2 separate regions of the Homo sapiens genome follow, and region 1 is linked to region 2. The links are chromatin contacts, found by Hi-C or POLR2A ChIA-PET in ENCODE. All regions are on one chromosome and are shown on one strand. The core of a region is the stretch at or near the end of the contact, and the rest is flanking DNA. Distances in the headings are between cores, read along the strand shown.

Evidence for each region. Hi-C counts contacts between places; a loop is a spot of excess contacts on that map. ChIA-PET counts read pairs that join two places held with the same protein, here RNA polymerase II (POLR2A). Pooled maps may share reads with other maps.
Region 1: a map of PC-3 shows a loop between it and region 2 (11-fold over the local background). The contact joins two enhancer-like sites. A Hi-C loop is called at or near these places in 1 of 168 maps with a recorded cell type or tissue (PC-3) and 1 of 50 pooled maps. POLR2A ChIA-PET finds 5 or more read pairs at or near these places in 4 of 52 experiments (BJ, CD8-positive, alpha-beta T cell and activated T-cell).

Annotation. Positions count from the first base shown.
Region 1 is chr6:25,308,248-25,315,771 of GRCh38, reverse strand. All of the region lies in intron 2 of CARMIL1 (capping protein regulator and myosin 1 linker 1), which reads right to left. Among named protein-coding and RNA genes, the nearest start is that of CARMIL1, 33 kb to the right of the region's middle. RefSeq lists enhancers at 1-113, 4,169-4,669. Within about 2 kb of position 2,896, at least 6 of the 41 ENCODE cell types and tissues checked have a DNase peak (open chromatin) inside an H3K27ac peak, as active enhancers do; they include PC-3, where a contact is called at or near this core.
Region 2 is chr6:25,224,789-25,231,377 of GRCh38, reverse strand. It overlaps LOC124901283 (a long non-coding RNA gene), which reads left to right. Exons shown (of 2, transcript XR_007059516.1): 2 at 717-1,143. Among named protein-coding and RNA genes, the nearest start is that of CARMIL1, 51 kb to the left of the region's middle. Within about 2 kb of position 1,482, at least 2 of the 41 ENCODE cell types and tissues checked have a DNase peak (open chromatin) inside an H3K27ac peak, as active enhancers do; they include PC-3, where a contact is called at or near this core.

The sequences.
Region 1 (7,524 bases), core at 1,647-4,146, 83 kb before region 2:
GAGCACAGCAAAAGGAAAACTAACAGCCTAGAATATTGATGAATCAAATCCTGCCAATTCCCAATTTGTGTGAAAGGGTTCCTTCATTTATATGACAACAGTGTGAAACTAAGAATGCATTTTGTCATAGAAAGAATAAGAGATTACCTGAGGTGGAATTAACTAATCTGCCTGGAAGGAAACACAAAAAAACAATGGCGGGTGGGGGAAGAGATGAGAGAAAAAAAGCAGGCAGCGGTATGGAGGAGGCTGTGGAGAGCCAGTGCCCTGCTCGGGCCCCAGTCTGGCACCTGCCGCCATGTGTGGGCATTTAGGGAGCCCTTAGGGTAGACCGCAGAGAGAGCGACCAAGCTGCTATGTTTGCAAGGGCGATGTTTATAACTGAGGAGTGCCTATCATCCTCACACAGTGAGCAGTAAATGAGGAGAGAAGATGCCTACCAAGACAAAGGATCAAAGCAGAGGCTTAGAATTGGTATGTAAGAGAAAACCTCTCCACACCACAGGGTTCCTAGGATTAAACAGGATAGACTAGGATATTTTCCTTAATGCAATGGAAATGAGCACTGTCCTTATAATCTAAGACATAGAGCCTCATCCACACTCTGCCTCTCATGTTCTGCAACTTTGGGAGGACACCTAAAGACTGCCTTCACTTTCTTCATCTGTAAAAGGAAGATAATTAGGACCCGCTTCACACAGTTACTGTGAGGATTAAAACAGATAATACATATAGTACTGACATATAGGAAGCTTTTAATAAATAGGAGCTATTGTATTTTTCTCCACTGCTTTCTCACAAAGCAGTGACAAAGGCTATCTCTGTAGTTCCATTCCTACTATAATAACCCCTAAGTCAGTGATACTTTTTCAGTCCCCTCTCAGAGTTTGCTGCTATTTTTCTGACTCTGAAGCAAATTAGTATATACAGCAAAACCTTAAATATGCAGGCAAAATCTAACCATCATAAAAATAAAAGTTATTTTGGGCATCTATACAGAGTACATCCATCTGTATCATAGCCAGGTCCTGCAATAAAGCCAAGTATATACTCAACTGTTGGTAAATATCTGAAAGATGGAGGCAGTCTCATTAAGGAAACAGCTGGATATACCAGGAAACAACATGGATATGTGACATACTGATAAGGAGGGCAAAAACTAGCTTAACTATCATTGTGAATATATAAGTGCATGTGTGAATGTATACATACATATATATGTATGTGTATGTATACGTATATATGTGTATGTATGTATTGTGTGTGGGGGTGTGTATATATATAATTTTTTTTTTTTTTGAGACAGAATCTTGCTCTGTCGCCCAGGCTGGAGTGCAGTGGTGTGATCTCAGCTCACTGCAACCTCTGCCTCCCGGGTTCAAGCAATTCTCCTGCCTCAGCCTCCCAAGTAGCTGGGACTACAGGCACGTGCCACCACACCCAGCTAATTTTTGTATTTTTAGTAGAGACAGGGTTTCACCATGTTGGCCAGGATGGTCTTGGGCTCCTGACCTCGTGATCCACCCGCCTCGGCCTCCCAAAGTGCTGGGATGGAGGCCGAGGCGGGTGGGTGGATCACAAGGTCAGGAGCCACAGCATAAGCCACTAGGCCCAGCCACATATATAATCTTTAAGTTTGCTTCAAAATTCAGGCAGAAAGACTTGCCAAAGAGTTTAGAGTTCAGACTTCCTCCAGGATTTTTTTATATCCTTTAACATAGCACATTTATCTCCCTATATTCAAATGTCTTACCCACTTTAATTAGAAAAAGACTGACTACAAAGAAAACATAGAATCAATAACTGAACATCTAATTTTAAACTCTCATTGGACTCATCACCTCTTCCCTTCCAAGTCTCATGAGGGCCTGCTTTAGCAAAACTGACTCCATGTTTCTACATCCTGTGGTTTCTCATGCCCACTCTGAGAAGTGAAAAAAAACAGTTGAAAGGCAAGACATCAGAGAGGGAATGTTATAGGCCAACCTCCAGATAAGTGAGCTCTAAAACGCATTTATTTGGAAGTTTAAGGCATCCAATTTTTTTAAATACACCATTTCTGGTTTCTCCCAAATAACTGTATATATACAGCCTTCCCTGGGTAAAGATCTTTAAAATGCTGGCACTATTAATGTATACAAGGTCTCTGTCCTTGACTATTTGCCTGACTGCTAACTAGTTAGCGGTGGCCCTGGCCCTGCCCCTCATCCTCATGCTGCCCAGAGTCCCTCCAAATAGGTTGTAGGCTCAGTGCTCTCATCCCCCCATCTTTCTGCCCACTATGTATCTGCAGCCTTATAGGACCAAATCTATACTGGCACAAAAATATAAAATGATAAGGATAGCAACTTGAGCAGGGAAGGTGCATCAGGGAAACAGCCAGGCCTATGGGCAAGGCTGGCAGAAGAGCCAGCAATTCCTTTCTATCTGAAGAAGAAACCCGTTCTTCCAGGGCAGGCTGCAGGCGCTGTCAAGAACAGAGTGAAAGGAGGAAGAGACCCTTCTCTCCCTCTAGGCAAAACTTCAGGTCACCCATCTTGCAAAATCTAAGCTTGGTTTTTTTTTCTTAATCATTCCCACACTCGTGAAGATAACTGTGTTTACTATGTGGGGAAAATTTTTTATTTTCAAAATAAAATTATGGGAGGTAAGCTCAGCTCATCCACAGTTTTTGCAGAGTTCTTACTGGCCAATTTGGGAGAAGAGTTTCTCTGAGTTCATCACATGCTGCCATCCACTAGAGGACAGAAGCATGACTAAATGTAAACCTTGATAAAAGCTTTTTACAACTCAGAAAGGGAAACAAGGGTTTCTTCTCTCCACTCGTTCCCCTCCTCTGGTTTTTTTTTTTTTTTTTTTTTTTTTTAACTGAGTCATGCAAAGGAAATTTTAGGCACTGGCAGAACAGAGGTGGGGCATTATAGAGATCTGCCAGCTGTTTCCTTAAATAATGCAAATCTCCTTACAACGTGGCAAGACTTCAAACTGTTTTCACTAATTTCTCAGGGAAAAAAAAAAAGACAAAAGTAATCTGAAAGTGGGGGGGATGGAAAATTCCAAAAGCTACCCCATTAGTAATACTGAGTGACTGAAGGAATAAAACAATATAAACTCTAAAAAGAAAGTTTCCCCACCAGAATATTAATCTCCCAACCAAGTAAGTGACCTCAATTAAAGAGACACATTTGAGTTTAAAAAAACAAAAACAACAAAAAATGAGTTAGGAATTAAATGAAAATTCCAGCGTTATCATGGGTGTGGCCCTCAAGAAATTTACTTTCTTACATCCATGGAGTTTTGCCTTTTTACAAGCTTATGTTTTGCAATCATCCTGGCTATTTTCCCAGAAGAAAAAAAAAATTGGTGGAACAAGGGGAAGGATGTCTAAAATTTGGAAATCATCCTTGGTATCTTAACCAGGGAAAAGCTCTCAGGTCTCTTGTCTTGGGGAATATACTCCTGTACTAAAGCAGTCAAACAAAATTTCAACAAGTTTATGACAAATAGGAAGTCCAGCCTTTGGTGAGGTCGCTGTCAGGAGTTCTATAAACCTTGGGTGCTCTAAAGTTTATCTGAGCACACCCAGATGGGAGGGGGTGAGAGGAAATATAGACAGGATAGGACAAAAAGGTTTTTAATCCTTCACCTTGACAAGATGTCTTATTTTGAAAGTGTTTAATTTAGAATGTATATAATCACCAATAACTAGATTTGAAGTTCCATGAGCACAGGACAATATTTTACCCTTTTGTTGTAATCGTTGCCTCCCACAAGACCTAGCAAATGCTATATGTGATGGATGTCAAACTACTTTTATTGACTAAGAGAAAAATAATGTCCCAGCAGTTTGACAGGCGGCTAATGCCTCCTGAGACAAAATCAGTGGCTAGTAATCGAGAGTGGGATGGGAGAATTGTGTCTTCAAAATCACCTTGGAGATCACTTTCAAACTACTTATCCCCTGGCCCTCTAAGATCATGACACACCCACAAGGGTATGCCCACTTTTCCCTTCTAAACTAAGTGTGCCATTGTTTCTGATGGGTGTGTATCATATCTATTAGGTGTGTACCTTTGCAGGTTGGGGGGATGGATGGCTAATGATTTACAGCTTTTCACAATAGAACCTTCAGGGTGAGAGGAGGGGCAAGCACCTGGATCTGATGGGTGGGGGTGGGAACTGGGGCTTAACAGCTTTTACAGATCTCCATCTAATGCTCTTTTTTTCCCCCGCTCTATATATCCTACAGCCTTATGCAAGACCTAGAGCTTCCAAATCCTGAACTTTTCTGGAGTTTTATGGAGCTAACTGGCTCACTTACTGATATCCTCTTTGAGATCCTTAGAGTCCAGCTTCCTCTGCTTAGCCAGTCAGTGACTAAGCCAGTCAGCTTAGTCAGTGACTCCTTCCAAAGACATCTTGATGGCAATTAACTGCTGTGATCTCCTCTCCTATTCTCCTACCTTTGAGGTGCCTGTGTCTTTTTTATTTCATTATTTATTTTATTTCATTTTAGAGACATTTTGGAAAAACTAAAGGTACTTATGCGTTCAACCCGTCATGGTTTTTTTTGTGTTTTGTTTTGTTTTGAGACAAGAGTCTTGCTCTGCCACCCAGGCTGGAGTGCAGTGGCACGATCTTGGCTCACTGCAACCTCCGCCTCCTGGGTTCAAGCAATTCTCTGGCCTCAGCCTCCCGAGTGGCTGGTATTACAGGCGCCCACCACCACACCCGGCCAGTTTTTTGTATTTTTAGTAGAGATGGAATTTCACCATGTTGGCCAGGCTGGTCTCAACCTCCTGACCTCAGGTGATCCACCCACCTTGGCCACCGCACCCGGCCTCAACCCACCATGTTTTATAGAAGTCATTTTAATTGCTTGTACATCTTCTCTGCCAGATCACAAAAAAAACAAAATCACACAAATCTTACATATGCTCCCAGAATTTAGTGCAATCTAGGCCTATGGTAAATATTTTAATATTTGTTGAATAAATGAATCATTTTAAAAGTGTAGAAATCACAGAACTTTAAGCTTTCAAAGGATCTTCAGCTTTCTAGGTTCTTCTCTCTCCTGTATCTCTCCAATCTTCTAGTGGAACCATATTTAAAGCTCCAGATTAATAAATAATCTCCTTTTAAAAAATCCCTAGAGCAGTGGCTTTCATATTTTTCTGATTGCAACCCGGAATATAGAATACTTCTTACGTCACAATTTGCTAGATGCGCTCATATAGCTACTGAAAATAAATTTCATGCAACAATACTTACCCTTACCACATGGAATGTCCTCTAACATCTACTATTCTATTTTAGTTCACCTCCTAAAAAATGCTGGCCATGATTCACTAAACTGAATTCACAACCTACTAATGGGTGATCAGCTGCAGTTTGAAAAACTTTTCTATTCAACCTATCTCTCAAGCCGCAGCTTGGATATGGTGGCCTCAGGGGCAGCCTTCCCTGACTCCCTAATTAAGTCTACATGTCCCTCCTTTATGTTCTCATGGTATATGATCCTTCTACACTTTTTTGTGGTAGGCCTGGATCTGTAGGATAGGCAAGACATCTAGGGGATCAGAGACTTGAGCACATATGCCCACACAAAAACTTGTATGCACGCTCATAAGAGCATTACTCACATAGTGAGAAGGTGGAAACAACCCACAATCTATTAGTGAAGGAATAGATTAAAAAAAGATGTGGCCCGGCGGGGTGGCTCACTCCTGTAATCCCAGCACTTTGGGAGGCAGAGGCGGGTGGATCATGAGGTCAGGAGTTTAAGACCAGCCTGGCCAAGGAGGTGAAGCCCCACCTCTACTAAAAATACAAAAATTAGCCGGGTGCGGTGGCGTGCACCTGTAATCCCAACTACTCGAGAAGCTGAGACAGGAGAATCCCTTGAACCCAGGAGACGGAGCTTGCAGTGAGCCGAGATCGTGCCATTGCATTCTAGCCTGGGCAACAGAGCAAGATTCTGTCTCCAAAAAAAAAAAAAAAAAAAAGATGTGGTATATTCATACAGTGGAATATCATTCAACCATAATAAAAGAAGAATGAAGTTCTAACCCATGCTACAACATGGAAGAACTTTGAAAATATTATGCTAAATGACATAAGCCAGACATGAAGGCCACATATTATATAATTCCATTTATATAAAATATCTAGACTAGGCCGGTCCATAGAGACAGAAAGTAGACTAGCTGTTGCCAAGGGCTGAGAAGGATAGGTGGACTGGGGATAAGTGTTAAAGGGAAGAGGTTTCTTTTTGGGGTTAAAAAAAAAAAAAGGCTCAAAATTGATTCTGGTAATAGATGCACAACTCTGTGAATATACTAATAGCCACTGAATTGTACACTTTAAACAGGTGAAATGTATGGTATGTGAATTACTTTTTTTTTTTTTTTTTTTTTTGAGAGGGACTCTTGCTCTGTTACCCAAGCTGGAGTGCAGTGGCATGATCTGAGCTCATTGCAACCTCCACCTCCCAACTTCAAGTAATTTTCAAGTGCTGGGATTACAGATGTGAGCCACCACACCCAGCCTGAATTACATCTTTAATAAAGTTGTTTTAAGAGAGAGGCTAGGTGTGATGGCTCATGCCTGTAATCTCAGCACTTTAAGAGGCCTAGGCGGGAGGATCACTTGAGCCCAGGAGTTCATGACCAGCCTGGGCAACATAGTGAGACCCTGTCTCCATTTTCAAAATAAAAATTAAAACAGAGAAAAATCTAAGGGAGACCTGGAAATTGGACTAAGTTGCAGGAGGCAGGTGCAGAATTTATTTTACTTATCCCTGGCTTCTAGCACAAGGCTCATAGGCATGGCAAAGGCTCCATAAGTATTTGTTGAATTAATAGTTGATTCTATGACAATGAGTGGATGGGCTTTCTCAGTCATGTAAAGCTTCCACCTTGGGGTACTCCCATGTTAACCATTCAAAGAAGGAAAAATGAGCTTCCTTTTTTATTAAGTGAACTTCCACCTTCACTTAAAAGATATCCAATACTCCTGATGATTATAAACTGAAGGATTTTTTAAAGTAAGAAAAATATTATGTTTCCCTGTTTCACTGTTAAAAAAAAAAATGGCCGGAACAGTGGCTCACGCCTGTAATCCCAGCACTTTGGGAGGCCAAGGCAGGTGGATCACAAGGTCAGGAGTTCGAGACCAGCCTGGCCAACAAGGTGAAACCCCATCTCTATGAAAAATACAAAAAATTAACCAGGTGTGGTGGCACGCGCCTGTAGTCCCTGCTACTCGGGAGGCTGAGGCAGGAGAATCACTTGAATCTGGGAGTCAGAGGTTGCAGTAAGCCGAGATCGTGCCACTGCACTCCAGTCTGGGTGACAAAGGGAGACTCCATCTCAAAAAAAAAAAAAAAAAAAAAATGGTTGTACAATAGTCCTTCTCACGGAACCTCACATGAAATTCTATTAATAAGAGCTTTCTCAGGCACAGTGACAAAGGGGTGTTGTTGGAAACTGTGTTGCTCAAAGTTTTATCATACTCCACAGCTGA
Region 2 (6,589 bases), core at 233-2,732:
ATTAGTATTTGCTATAAAAAATAAGCTCCACCCACACTTGTGTGTCTAAGAATCACCCAGGGAAGTTGCTGACAGGCAGATGCCTAAACCCAGATTTGGTGGGTCTGGGTTAGGTCCTGGAGATGTGTGTTTCTAACAAGCATCCCAGATGATTCTGATTCAAATAGATGGCACTTAAGTCAGATACACTGTTTAATTAGTCTGCTTATTCTAGATTAACTACTAGAATTTGGATTTCTGTCAGCTGGGGGTATCTTTTTAGCATTCTCCAGAGGGGCTCTTTAATTCAGAATGTTATGCATCTTGTTTTGTTGTCATTCATTGACAGTAAGTGAAAACATATAATGTGAGAACTAAGTAAAATTTGCTAAACACTTAAGCATGAATGTATATGTCACAACTTATAGACAGTGTCATTCCAGTGATAAATCTCCATTTTTCTCTCTCACGTGCAGCCAAGTTGTAGTGTCTGATTCTCATAGTCGGTACCTATGCAAGGAATATAAATAGAGAGGGAAAGCATTTCACGCCAAATCTTAATGTAGGCAAATCATCTGCTCTGGGTCTTGTTCCCTTCAGGGACCTGGCTCCTGGCTTTTTGCTGGTTTTCCAGGATCTATGTTGTCTATTTATCATTTTATATACTGTAGGTGAGCCTGTCCTAAAATAATCATCCTTTTGAGTTTTCTAATATCAATTGCCACTTTTCACTTTAGTATTCAGAGACTCAAATCTGGGACCCCGTTCTGAGTGACAGCAAGTGCGTGGACACACACATTCTTGAAGATACTGCTTTTCACTTCACATTGTTCTACTCAGCGTCTCCACTGCTCCCAGCGTCTCTGCTGTGCCTCTTCTGGACATATAGAAGTGATGTATTCTTCATAGTCTAAGAGCCCCAGCAATATTTATAGCAATCTTTAATTTCCACTTAGTAAGTATTTTGAACTTATGAAATTCCTGTAAGTGAATTTTAGGTCATGCCACGTGTACTCCACCTTCTGAAGTCTGCCCGTGATGACCTTCTTTCAGGTACAATAGGTACAATTTGTCTAGTGTAGATTGTCTAATCTTGATTAATATAGATTTTCTTCAGTTCAGAAATACAATTTAAATGCCATTAAAAACTTAATTTTTGACTGACTTTTCTTGTGTTTCTTATTTAATAGAAAGCCTCAATTTCTAGTAAAGCCATCCAGTCTTTCAGTTACTCAGTGTGCTGGCCTGTGGAAACTGAAGAACTATAAATATGCTCCAATTCACATCAGTCTGGTGTTTCTGAAGTTGCCCTGTTTCTACGTTTCAAATCCCATGTGGTTTTTTTCATTTAGAATATAATTCCAGATACCAATTATTTTATCTGATTTCATAAATCCCAGTAACTTCTTTTTCTGTCTATTTGGCCTGTTTCTTCCTTCATTCCAGACATAGTTATCTAATGACTTAGTTATCTAATGACCACAGGGTGTGGTTTTACAATCAAGTCCAGTTCTTGCATCTGTGCCTGAGTTTGGGGGCCTGTAGGACTTGCAATTTTAATTGGTGGCAAGGAAGTATGCAGTTCATGCATGTGGCTTGAATAATAAGATTTTGCTCTCCTTTTTCTCATATAATATCTAAGTAACTGTCTTTCTTGCTATTGTAGCTTTCTCCAGGCCAATCTGTCACTCTGTGGTTTCTGGTTTTGCTCTTCATTCTCCCAAGAATCACTGTAGCATTTAAGAAACTTTACTGAAGACTTGAAAATAAGGTCAAAGACCTGCAATGCAGAAAGGAAAGTCTGTGCCTGAGTTGTCCTCAGATCCCATTGCTCCTGAAACCTTTCAGTCATGGCCTTTTCATAGGACGATCCCTGGTCATCCTTCTACCCACCTTCTCCCACTCCCACCAGTGTCTCCAAGTTACTGGCTGTCTTAGTTTGTTTCAGCTGCTGTACCAAAAATACCATAAGCTAGGTGGCTTGTAAACAACTTTTACTCCTCACAGTGCTGGAGGCTGGGAAGTCCAAGATCAGGGCACTGATGAATTCAGTGTCTAGTGAGGGCCTGCTTCCTGGTTTGTAGACAGCCATCATCTTGCTGTGTTCTCCAATGGGAGAAGGGACAAGGCAACTCTCTGGGATCTCTTGTAAGAAGGATACTGATTCCACTCATGATAGTTCTGCCCTAATGACCTAACCATCTCCCAAAAGCCCCACCTCCTAATACATCACCCTGGTAGTTAGGTTTCAACGTAAGAATTTTGAGGGGACATTCAGACCATAGCACTGGGTCGGCCTCCCACTTGAACAAACAGTTCCCTTGACTCTCTCCATCATAAAGCCCACAACTCCATCATTATTTCTTAGCTATAGCCGTAGGAGAATTGGAGTTAAGCTCACGATAATCTCTAGGCACAGGGCCAGAATGAGAGTAAGGCAATGATGCATGAGGCCACAAGTTTTAACGGAACACCAAAAGAGTTAACAATTAAGAGCAATAATATGTTAATGCAATATTTTAAAAATTAAAATTAATGCTAAAATCGATAATAAAATAGCAATAGTTTAAATAAAAACAGGCTGTTTGTTTTGCAACTCTGCATTTTTGTGCAATAAAGCATAGTTGTTGATTAGCTCAAGGTTCCTGAGCCCACAGAGCTAGGCGGGTTGATAAGGGGTGATGATGGTGTGTGAACAGATTGGACAATATAATGCTTTATATTTAGTCATATTTTTGAATGGCAGAACTTTTACTTTTTCTATTTGGTTCAAAATATGGGGGAGGGTACTTTGTGTGTATGTGTGTGTGTATATATATATACACACAAGATTTTGCTCTCCTTTTTCTCATATAATATCTAAGTAACTGTCTTTCTTGCTATTGTGTGTGTGTATATATATATATATAGCTACTATATATATATACAGCTACTATATATATGTGTATATATATATATAGCTACTATATATATGTGTGTGTGTGTGTGTGTATATATATATATATATATATATATATATATATACAGGGGTACATATTTATCCTTTTGCCTCAGGCTCCAACATGACATTGCACACCAGTGTTCTATCCACAATGAGAGGAGGTTTTTATATTATCATCAGAGCAGGATTCTGGGCCTGTTATGCACAATTAAAATCTATTAGTGTCCCCTCCACCTGCAAAAGAAGTCTTCCCCCAAAATGGAGTCTGCCACCTTTATAGTAATATAAATTATGCAGCTTTTCAAAAATTGTGAAAAACACATATTTACAATCTTAACCATTTCTAAGTGTAATGTGTAATGTTAAGTACATTCACATTATTGTGCAACCAATCTCCAGAATACTTTTCATCTTACAAAACTGAAACTGCCCACCAAACAACTCCCCATTCTCTCATCCCCACAACCATTCTACTTGGCACTGGCAATACCATTCTACTTTCTATCTCTATGAATTTGACTACTTTAGGATGCTCACATAAGTGGAGTCATACAGTGTTTGCCCTTTGACTGGCTTATTTAACTTAGCATAATGGCTTCAAGGTTCATCCATGTTGCAGCAAGTATCAGAATTTCTTTCCTTTTCAAGGTTGAATAATCCATTGTATATACCATATTTTGTTCATTCCTCCATCAATGGACATTTGGGTGGTTTACACCTTTTGGCAATCGTGAATAGTGCTACTAGGAACACAGGTGTACAAATATCTCTTCACTGGCAGCTTTTGAAGATCACAGAATCATATCTCACAAAATCCATTCCACCAATGATTACTTGTGAATTGGATTTCTGCTCTGCACTCTTTGTGGTAAGAGGAATTTTCTGCAAGCTTCTGGCTCTTTGGTGGCAAAAGCCATTCCTAGATTGAAGTGCAGAAGTCATTAGAATCTTTAACACTCCACCTGACTTGCAACTGTGGTTACTCTTTAATCATTTCTTGCCCACTTCCATGAAGGCTACACTTTCCTATACAACATCATATTTAATCTTTCTTTATAACAAATCTGTGACATTGATGTTATAATTCCCATTTTATAGTCAAAGAAACTGAGTCTCAGGGAAGATAAGTGACTTACCTAGTTAATAACCCATTGGGACCTAACATATAAGGATCTAGTAAGTACAAATAAGCTAGCACTGTCCACATAGACTGTGAGTTTTGCTAAATCTATAAATCTTTCTATTTGAGCAAAATAAATGTAAGAAGTTTTCAGAATTCATAACTCTACTTACCAATTTCCAAAAGGGGCAGTTTCCAAATTATTTTATATAGAAGGAGATGCTACAGCCTTCCTTAGGCACTCAATCTAGTGACCTATGACTAACATACCTCTGGGAGGAAAAAATCATCTTAATACAGATTAGTTTAATAAGACAATAAGACAGCCTGATACAGAAATTAAAACTAGGGTATGGAGGTTAAAGTTTGGCATATTGGCTTCTGCACTGACAGACATTTTACTTTCATGCTATTCTGATGGTCCTTGCCTAATGACCACAGAGCGTGTGTGTGTGTGTGTGTGTGTGTGTGTGTGTGTGTGTGTGTATGTATGTATGTATGTGTCTGTCTGTCTATCAGTGCTATCTAACAGTTTTCTGCAATGATGGAAATACTTTTTGATTGTCCAATGAAGTAGCCACTAGTCACATGTGGCAACTGAGCACTTGAGTGGTGACTAGTATAAAAGGGAAAATCAAATTTTTAATTTTATTTAATTAATTTATATTTAAACAACCACATGTAGTTATAACAACAGAATATTGGACAACGTGGGGGCTATAGAATGGGTGTAACAATGTTGTATTTCAGTTCTTCTACCAGTTCTTCGGATTCGTTTTCTTGAACAGAGTCCAAGATGGAATATTTTACCATGAATTCTGGGTTGGAATAGGTAGGATTACAGTGAAACTCTAGCATTTAGTCACATGAATAAAAGCTGAATGAGGACAAAGCATTTCAAAGAAGGATCATATGTCTACAGAGAAAGATAATCTGGCCCAATAAACCAGGTAAATTGTGTGTTTTGGAACGCTCTAGTGTATTTTATTGCTAACGCCCATTTAGTGAATGGATTGATTTTCCTGTTAGAATGTAGTGGGAACATAATCTGAATGCCTTTGACTCTGAAGCCTACTGCAGCTAACAAGAACATCATTTGTATTTCATTGGCCCAGACAGATTATGATTAATGGTTGGATGAACACATTTTCAGTTGAATTTATGTAGCACAGTGCTTCCCATAATTTTTTTCCTGTCAAGGAACTATTTTATGTTAAATTACACAAATATAGTTTTATTTTTATAACATTACTTCCTTCTATCTCTGAACACCTGCACCTTCTCTCACAATGTTAACCTCTCTCTTTGTATTGCAATTTGGCTTCTGTATCTACTCTGTTCTTTTTTCCCACCTTCCCCCGCCCCCTGAGACAAAGTCTCACTCTGTGGCCCAGGCTGGAGTGCAGTGGTGCAATCTTGGCTCACTGCAGCCCCGACCTCCCAAGCTCAAGTGATCCTCCCACCTCAGCCTTTGGGTTGCTGGGACCACAGATGCACACCACCATGCCTAGCTAATTTCTTGTATTTTTAGTGGAGACAAGATTTCGCTATTTTGCCCAGGCTGGTCTTGAACTCCTGGGCTCAAGCAATTCTTCTGCCTCAGCTCCCTAAAGTGCTAGGATTGCTGGTGTGAGCCACCATACCCAGCTTGTTTCTTTTATTCTCAGAATATTCTTAATATTCTCAAGAACATTCTTGGCCTCCCTTCCCTGCCATTTATAATGTTTCCTCCCTTGGTTTCTTTATTTTCCTTCATTCACACTCTGATTGCACCATTCAGTTTGACTCAATTGTAGTCAAATTCAACTCACAGGCTTGTTAACCCTAGTTTGGTGAACATCATAAGTCTTTCAGATGCTGGTTGGAAATGCACCTCCTCAATCCCTAACACTGACATTTAAGCAGCAGAAAGAAGAGGAGCAGCCCATGGTGAAGGCAACTGGAAAGGTCAGAGACCCAAGGAGAGATAAGATGAAAGTTATCAGTGGTGCCTAATGAAGAAGAACTGTTCTGTGAGACAAGGACTGAGAATGTTCCTCATGAGGACATCATTGATGACCTTGGTGAGAACAGTCAGCAGAAGTTTGAGAAATTATTGGGAGGTGCTGAAGCTGCCACAAGTACAGACCAAGCTTCTGAGAGAGTTGGATGATGACAGAAGGAGAAAGTGAAAAAGGGCTCAGGGTAGAGAGGCTTTTGTTTAGGATGGGAGAAGCTAGAGCAAGCCAATGTCAGCTGGGGCCTCCCTGGCTCTGTGAGATGTTGGTCCATCTTTGTAAACCTGGTCCAAAGCCACAGTCCAAGATTCCTTTTATGATTTCCCTAAATTTCTGAGGCTTGCTCCCTCATGCTTCTCTTTGTGTCCCCTGCCACATCTGTACCTGTGGTTTCAGATCCATCTTGTGGCACCACAGTGCGAATCTCAGCCTTCTCGCCAGTTTCTACACAAACACTCATGTTAATGGTAATCTATTGAGTTAACAATTTAACAAGGAACTTTAAGGTAGTTTGGAGGTGCTCCTGGAGAGGGGTTATACGCCCAACCACAC